Regions from separate parts of the Homo sapiens genome. Here region 2 is linked to region 1. Evidence: chromatin contacts called from ENCODE Hi-C data. All regions are on one chromosome and are shown on one strand. The core of a region is the stretch at or near the end of the contact, and the rest is flanking DNA. Distances in the headings are between cores, read along the strand shown. Region 1 has its middle 97 kb from the start of LINC02552. Region 2 has its middle 29 kb from the start of CARD18.

What was found. A loop is a pair of places that touch in the nucleus more often than their neighbours do. Pooled maps may share reads with other maps.
Region 2: a pooled map shows a loop between it and region 1 (2.4-fold over the local background). The contact joins two enhancer-like sites. A Hi-C loop is called at or near these places in 1 of 168 maps with a recorded cell type or tissue (naive thymus-derived CD4-positive, alpha-beta T cell) and 8 of 50 pooled maps.

The regions. Positions count from the first base shown.
Region 1 is chr11:104,704,082-104,708,738 of GRCh38, forward strand. No RefSeq gene overlaps it. Among named protein-coding and RNA genes, the nearest start is that of LINC02552, 97 kb to the left of the region's middle. RefSeq lists enhancers at 1,600-1,729, 1,740-1,859. Within about 2 kb of position 1,895, at least 13 of the 41 ENCODE cell types and tissues checked have a DNase peak (open chromatin) inside an H3K27ac peak, as active enhancers do.
Region 2 is chr11:105,108,765-105,113,308 of GRCh38, forward strand. No RefSeq gene overlaps it. Among named protein-coding and RNA genes, the nearest start is that of CARD18, 29 kb to the right of the region's middle. Within about 2 kb of position 2,072, at least 3 of the 41 ENCODE cell types and tissues checked have a DNase peak (open chromatin) inside an H3K27ac peak, as active enhancers do.

The DNA of each region.
Region 1 (4,657 bases), core at 645-3,144:
GCGCCGGGCCTAATAAGAAGTTTTAATTGATATAAAGAACATTTGAAAAGTAATTATTTGTAAGTAATATTATTTGAGATCACCAGGTTAGAGACAAAACTCATAGAAAGGGATATAAAATTTTGGAATTGTATATCGTACAAGAGAGAAATTAATTTCATCTTTCTAAAAAAGTCTACAAGTTAAAGTCTAATTTTTAAAAAATCAGTTTAAAAGTCTAACTTCCCTTTCTTAAGTCTTAGACCTTGGGTAAATAGTGAGGTAATCATGTACATTCCCATAAATGATGTTTTGCTTTCATGGGACACTGAAAAAATGTGCTATTCACATTTTTTCTTATTTTCAAGGTTTAGATAATTTTTCTAACATAGATAAAAGCAATGTATACATATTATAGTTACATAGTACTTTACTCTGAAAAGCATTTAAAGTGAAGTTTTATGAAATGTTCAGAAAAGGAAAATACATTTCAACTTGGCCTTCAGGGATTCTCAGCTAGGAATTGGCAGAGATGGAAAGTGGATGGAGAAGAGATCAGAAAAAAAGGAGAGAGCTGATTTGAAGGCACAAAAGCCAGAAAGCATAGTTGTATTTTGCAATAGAAAGGACTCCAGTTTGCTTACATTGCTGGATGCATGGAAGAGAACAGCAGGCTATAAAGGCCGAGAAGATGGTTTGAGTCTGGATTGTGCCAGGCTAAAGGATTTTGACTTTTTTTGTTAGGCAATAGGGATCCCTAAAGCTTTTAGAGTCTGGATAAGGAAGATAGATCTGCTCAATAAGAAGGATGAACTAACAATAGAGTCTTTTCTAGGATGCTACTGAAGGAATTGAGAGACAGAATATACAAATGAGTGAAAGCCAGACCATATAGAAAAATAGAACCCTAACCCACAATTTGCAGCTACCAGCACAGGATGCCAGCTTGCTACACATCTGACTTGTAGGAAGTCAGAATGTTATCTCTAATAATAAATCCAGGAAGCCAAACAATAACTCCTATTACAATTGACCCCAAATGACCAGGCCTTGATTAATAACTGACAACTTTAATAATTTTTGTCCCTGCTTCCAACTTAGGACCAACTAGAGAAAGCCAGTTATACACCTCTAACCAATTCCATCGATGCTTCACTTCTAGTTAGCCACCCCACAACAACAGCCTCCAATCAGGGAATAATAGTTGAAGCCTTTCCTCTTCTCAACTATGAAGCTTCCCTACTTTTCTGCTGCACTTTGAGTCTGCCAAAATGCAAGCAATGATGGCTGATTCCTTTGCAATTAAAAACTCTGAATAAATAAACTTTGCTTGTTCTCATTCAGATGGTCTTTGTTTACTTCCATAAAATACACTACCATTAAAACTAAGGATTCTTTTTTAACTAACAGCTTTATCAAGACACATGAATCTGTCCAGTCAATATAAATTGGATCTCCTAGTGTGCCAGGCAGTGTCAGGCAGTAAAAATGTAAGCATATACACTCTTGCCCTCGGAAAGCCTTTACACTGTGTAGGATAGAAACAAGTAAATATACATCATACACTGTCAAATACAAAACTGAACCCAAGTTAAAATTAACACAGGCTGATTATTCATAAATGTGCAGGAAGAGAACCCATCTGTCATCACTTTCATTTCAGCAGAGGTACAAGGATGTTAGAAATGAGAGTAAATTTTACCTGGTAAAAAAGAAAAAAATGCTGAAAGCGTCTCTAATTGGTGAGCATTACATTAAAGTGGGATGTGGAAGCAGAGACTTATTCAGGTATATTTGAGATTAGTTGGTGTGCTGGAACTAGGTGAGCCGGCATTTTCAGAATATTTCAAAACAGGAAGTCTTATTCAATGTTAGAGACTGAAGATTTTCTGTGGCTGGCCATTTCCAGGAACAAGTCTAGCTGACGGGGTGCTTTTGTGTGGTGTGTCTGTCATAATGGTCCTTAATGGAGGCAGAGGAGCTGGTATGGCAGGAAGTTTCTCACCACAGTATACTAAGTAATGAGTTTCTGTTAGTTTTATGTAGAGAGATCTGAATTTACAGATGAGATAATGTTGGTACTGCTGGATTGGCATTACAAAAATATGAAACTGCAAAAGTGGCTGCCCCCAAGATATCTGAAGACCAATTTATTTAAATTAAAAACAATTTATGGGCTTTTATGTGTGTGTGTGTGTATGTGTGTGTGTATATATATATGTGAAATTTTCAAGAACACAGCCTACACATAAAGCAGTACTGCAGACTGTCAGTCTATAAGCTAAAATTTTGTTTATTTATATTGGCTAGTGCTAAAAAATGGAATTTTCATGCTGTTAACAGTGACCTGTTTCCCATAGTCACTACTGTTGACACATCCTTATACCAGTGTATTTCACATATCCACATTAACTAAAAAGGCTTTGGGCTTGCAAGTGTTGAAGAAATATAATTAAAAACAAAATATTCTCTCAACCCAGAAATTATCCACAAAGACAGTAGAGAAAGAGAACACTTTTATTATTGAAAAAGCATTACACCATAATATGATGCACATCACAGGAAATCCATTAAGAGATTGCAAAGACAGAAAGGAATCTCTACCCCTTATATAATCAAGTAACCCATTACATACATTTTTCAAGATGAACAATAACTAGTTGTCAAGTAAGAGGACTGACAGCACCTTTTGTCACACAGTTCATCCTAACTTTACCTTGTAATTGGGGTGACCATCTGTGTTAGCATATTGGCTATATCGAGAGAGACAAACAAACAATCAAAACCATATACCTTTATGATAGAACATAGCTTTAGCTTTGCAAATTGGAGCAAGGTGCCCACAAAAGTTAGATTATTATCCTTCCACAGAAACTGGGAGATAGGAGCACTGTCTTCCTTTATGTTAACATTTATATTAGTCTGTTCTCATGCTGTTATGGAGAAATACCTGATGCTGGGTAATTTATAAAAAAAGGAGGTTTAATTGGCTCACAGTTCTGCATTGCTGAGGAGGCCTCAGGAAAGATACAATCATGGTGGAAGGCAAAGGAGAAGCAGGCACCTTCTTCACAGGGCAGCAGGATGGAGTGAGTGCAAGCAGGGGAAATGCCAGATGCTATAAAACCATCAGATCTCCTGAGACTCACTCATTATCATGAGAACAGCATGGCGGAAAACCACCCCCATGAGCCAATTACCTCCACCTGGTCCCGCCCTTGATAGGTGGGGATTATGGTGATTACAATTCAAGGTGAAATTTGGGTGGGGACACAGAGCCAAACCATATCAGCGTTTCAAAAAGATGGCTTCCAAGCTCTGAAAGGTATTCCTGAGTCATAAAGTTGACAAAAGACCTATCTAGTTTTCAAAATAATTTCTGTACATTTCGAAGAGAGGAGAATGTACTTACAATGATAAGGTTTCTAAAGTAAATGCTCTAATAAAAATGAGGATGAAGAAGTCCCTTTCTTTATCTCAATGGGGGAATTAAGTCTCTTATTTTTAATTTTTATTTATTCAAAAGTACCCCAACAAATTCACCTGAATTGCCCCCTCCAAAATGAAGTAGCTTAAGATGACATTTTAAAAATAATTCTCTTTAACAATGACAGTTGCTGGCATTTGTGTAGTGATTCTATGAACCAGTTTTAGGGAATTAAGAAACTTCCTAAATGCAGATTTTAGGGCCTTTGGTCATAGAAACCAATTAAAAAGACCTGGGATTCAGTTCAAATAGTTTCCTTCTTATCAAATTCTTTCAAGGCCATTTTGAGTCTTGTTATCCCTTGCCACTCCTTAAGAAATACCACCTATGACTACACAACCTCAGTGAAATAATAACCTCACCTAATTGCTTTTGAAATTTGCCTAATGGCTTTTGGGTCACCCTTAGGCTACTTGTTTATCCCAAACAATTAATAATTTCTAATTATGCCTGTAGTCACCTTTTTTATTTTGGCAAATGAAGTATTCCCTCTTCCATAACTGAGTGATTATCATGGCGTCAGTAATTCAGAGCATCCCCATACTGGACTCATATAAATTGCACCACAATGATGTAGCTTAAATATATTTTGAATAAGACATTAATTTTTTAAATATCTCATCACCATTATATTTAATTTATAAGCCAAAAAGAAGACTAAAACTAATGAAAATTGACAGTTAAATTTGAAATATATCTGTGACCTACTGCTATGTTCAATACATAAGCAAGTCCCAGACTTTTTTTAGTAATCAATCTTTCAGTTAATTTCCTCTTTATAGCACTACACTAGACCCCTAAGGCATGGCTAACTATCTTCAACTTAAGCGCTTCAGGCAATAAGTAGCAAAATTACTAACACAATTATGATGATTAAAGTGTTCATTTAAAAATGGTGACACCTACTTATAAGCAGCATAAGTGACAATAACTTTTTTAGTTATTTAAATTGTACAGCTGTAGCTTTAGAATTAACATAACCTGCATTGAGTAATTTGTTAAAATATTTTAGTAAGATAATAAGCTAAATTAACATAAATATTTAAGGTAAAGAGAATGCTTTAAGTCATTCTCTCAGAATAAAAGTAATTATATTTCCTTTAGAAACATGTTTTATTCACATGTTAATGTATTATTAATTCTTGGAGAAAGGCTTTCAATTATTCACTTTTTGTTTTTATTTGTTGTGAT
Region 2 (4,544 bases), core at 822-3,321, 400 kb after region 1:
AAATCAGAGAGAGTGCATGAAATAGCTATCATACGGTAAGTATTTTTCAAAGAAACCGTTATTATAGATTATTTTTTATTATTATAATAATCACTGAATGAAAGCTGCAGTGTTAATAAAAATGGAAGGAATCAATTAGAGGAAAAAAACTCATCAGGACCACAGTTTTGGTTCCACGTAAGGTGATGTAATGCTTAAACACATTATAGGATACAATTCCTCAGGAGTTTAAGGTAACAATAGCTGTCTACACTTGTTTGTCTATAATTATCAGACCATGACTTGTTTTTGACTAGTGGCTTTCAATTTCTCCTATCTATTATCTAATGATCCCTTGATTCTGAGCTTAAGTTAAATGTTATGAGGTGAGATATAAAACCCGGATACAATTGATCTATAGGGAGAATCAAAGGAATAAAGAAACTCAACAACAAGAAAATATGACTGAAGTAAATACAGTAATTTTTTATGAAGCTGAAATCATGCTTTACAGGAATTAATGGAAAAAATGAATACACATGTTTCAGAAGGTAGAGAAACTTGTCTGAAAGTTCAGATTTTTTTTAAGAAAGGCAATAAGGTGCCACTGTATGTCCATGAGCAAAGTTAATTACATTAATAGATCACTAGCAGGTAAGCAGAGAGAGTTAACTAACTGATCAACCTTCCTAATGACACTAATATGCAGACAAACCTATGCCAGGCCAGTTTCATAAGAATTATCTGCAGATCTTCAAATGGCAATAAATGCCTGCAGGATATTTAAGATTGAGCTATTCAGGGTGAGGAAGGGGGTAGTCATCAGACATTTTTATATGACTACAGATTACTGTGATATTTTATAAGGTTTAGAATCCACTGATCTGGTTCAATTTCTCCCTTTTCCTATGAGGAGAATGAAGCCAAAGAAGCGTTATGACCTGCTGGAATACTAGCTGCCTAAGTAACTCATGACTATCTCTTAGGCTTTTTCAGCTTCGTTATATAAGACAGGAGACCCAAAAGTTGTGTGCAGAATGGATCGGAGAGTTAAGTCCTGGAGAGAGGGAGACCACTTAAAAACAACAACAGCAACAACCACACAAATGTGATAGTTACCTATGAAATATTGCATTAAAGTAGTCAGTACCTCGACCAGAGAAAGGGGTAAAAATGGAATCACTTTAAACAAACCAAGGATATAATTCACAATAAGAGATGGCAAAGAGGTTAACAATTCAGAGGCTCTCAGGTCTGATTCTGGGAGGAATGTTTATGATCCGGGCAATTAACTTGGAATCAAGAGAAAGATTTCAGAGTGCATTTTGCAACTTCCAGGCTTGTCTCACACAAATAACTTCCTCTACCTTTCTTTACCCTTCCTTTGATTAACAGAAGCTGAAAGAAAGGAACTAACTTCTTTCTGGGTCGAAGACATCTGGAAAACATAGGATCTCCTTCAGTGTCTTTAGCACCAGATCCTGTGATTCAAACTACACACAACCAATAAGAAAAAGAATTCAACATGCGTGCTACCGGTTCACCTCCTTTCTTGTGTTTATTACACATCAATAAATCAAGTGTTTACTGAGATCCTACTCTCAAGTTCCTAGTCAGAAAAGGAATCACCTGCCGTAGGTAACAGCCTGTGTTCTTTCCTACAGCATTGAAAAGAGCCTCAGACTAAAAAATGAAAGGAAATTGTGTATTTCTTTATTGTAAAGGGCAGAAACGTGCAATTACAGATTGTGAAACTGCTGCTTAGAATTCCAGGCTCATTGTAAGGAAGTGCCTTGTCGTCAGCAAGTTGGCATCCAAGTACTGGAACTTAGTTTCTTCCTGTGGGAGGAAAAAAAAAAAAAGAAAAAGACAAAACATTGTCCTGTGGGTTGACACCTCAGCCTGTTTCTTTTCCTTGTTTCCTGTGGCCCCTCTACTTCTTCTATCCATCTGTCTCTTCTCTTCCTGATCTCTCAGTTTTTCTTTCTCTGATCACAAAGAACCACAATGACTGAAGGAGTTTAATCTCACAAGTCTTCTTTCATTTCCTCATAAGAATTAACCAAATAGTTCATATTTCCTGCTTAAACTGTCTTACTGTATCATCACGATGTTTTCCCCTCTCTATCTCCCTTTTATTGGAGATAGTGCTGCAAGAACCCTGCGGTCTAATCCCTGGCATGCTTTCCTTTTACTACCTAAGATGGCCATAACATTTCATTTTTACTGAGGGTGAAATTTCACCTTTGCTTTTTAATATCCCCTGAATGAAAGCTGATTGTAGAAGGAGTCTCAGGCTGTAGTAGAATTAATGTGTGATTATACAAAAGAAATATGCACAGAAGAACAGTAAGTAAAAGGAGAAAGAAAAAGCCATGATGGCTGAGTAGAAACAGCTCCAGTCTGCAGCTCCCACAGAGAAAAACACACAGGGCGAGTGATGTTTGCATTTCAAACTGAGGGACCCAAATCCTATCACTGGGACTATCTAGGCAGTTGGTGCAACACACAGAAAGCAAGGAAAAGCAGGGTGGGACGGCAGTTCACCCAGGAGCTACACCGGACAAAGGGACCTCCTTCCCTCAGGCAAGGGAGGCAGTGAGGGACTGTGCTACCCACCCGGGGTACTATTTTTTCCAGGATTTTTGCAGTCCAGGGCTCAGGAGATCCCCTCGTGAGCATATACCATCAGGGCCTTGGGTCTCAAGCACAAAACTGGGCAGACCCACGGCTGCTTTTCTGGTCGGAGGCTGTTTGGGCAGGCACTGAGCTGCAGGAGTTTTTACATAGTCCAGCAGCTCTCGGAACTCTAGTGAGGCAGGAGTCCATCCACTCCCATGGAAAGGGGGCTGAAGCCAGCCAGGGAGCAAAATGGCCTTGTTCAGTAGGTCCACTCTAACAGAAGCCTGCAAGCTTAGATCCACTGGATTAGTACCCCCCACAGGCCAGCATAGCAGCCTGGTGTAGGCCTAAGATGACCGACTTCCCCAGGGGAGGGGCGACTGCCATTACTGCAGCTCTAGTCAGCGGTTTTCCCCTACGAGTGCTAGGGAGGCTGGGCAGATTGGACTGGGCAGCAGTCTTCACAGTGCATCACAGCCGCTGGAACAGATCATGGCCAGAGTGCTCCTTTAGGTGGGACTGGGATCCATCCCTCCCCACTGGGCAAGTCATCCTTGCAGGAATTCCACCAACACCAGCCAGGAGTTTACAGACAGAGCTCTCATTTCCCTAGGACAGAGCACCTGTGGGGAGGGGCGGCTGTGGTCTCAGGTTCAACCAACTTAATCTTTCCTACGTGCTGGATCTGAAGAGTCCCAGCAATCCAGACAAGGGGGCTTCCCCAGCACAGTGAACCAGCTCTGCTAACGGATAGCCAGACTACTTCCTTAAGTGGGTTCTTGATCCCTTTCCTGCTGACTGGGTGAGACCTTTCAACAGGGGTCACCAGACACCTCATGCAGGAGAGTTCCGACTGGCATCAGGTCAGTGCTCCTCTGGGATGAAGCTTCCAGAGGAAGGAGCAGGCAGCAACCTTTGCTATTCTACAGCCTCCTTTGATGATACCCAGGTGAACAGTGTCTAGAGTGGACCTTGGGCAAACTGCAGCAGATCTGCAGAAGAGGGGACTGATTGTTAGAAGAAAAACAAAAAACAGAAAGCAATAATAACAACAGCATTAACAAAAAAGACCCTACAAAAATCCCATCCAAAGGTCAACAGCTTCAGGATTAAAGGTAGATAAATCCGCAAAGATGATGAAAAACCAATGCAAGACCGCTGAAAATTCCAAAAGCTGGAATGCCTTTTCTCCTTAAATGATTTCAACACTTCTCCAGCAAGGGCACACAACAGGGCTGAAGCTGAGATGGATGAACTGACAAAAGTAGGTATCAGAAACTGAGTAATGACAAACTTTGCTGAGCTAAAGGATTATGTTCTAACCCAATGCAAATAAGCTGAGAACCATGATAAAAGATTACAGGAACTGTTAATTAGAATAACCAGTTTAGAGAGGAATACAAATGATCTGATGGAGCTGAGAAACACAGCATGAGAGCTTCATGATGCAAACACAAGTATTAATAGGCGAATCTATCAGGCAGAAGGAAGAATATCAGAGCTTGAACACTATCTTGCTGAAATAAGGCAGGCAGACAAGATTAGAGAAAAAAAATAAAAGGCAATGAACAATATTCCAGAACTATTAGACTATGTAAAAAGACCAAACCTACGACTGATTGAAGTACCTGAAAGAGATGGGGAGAGTGGAACCAAGTTGACAAACATACTTCAGGATGTCATCCAGGAGAACATCCACAACCTAGCAAGACAGACCAACATTCAAATTCAGGAAATTCAGACAACCCCAGTAAGATACTCCACAAGAAGATCAATCCCAAGACAGATAATCAGCAGATTCTCCAAGGTTGAAATGAAGGAAAAAATGTTAAGGGCAGCCAGAGAGAGAGGCCAGGTCACCTACAAAGGGAAGCCCATCAGAATAGCAGCGGACTTCTCAGCAGAAACCCTACAAGCCAGAAAATTCTGGGGACCAATAGTCA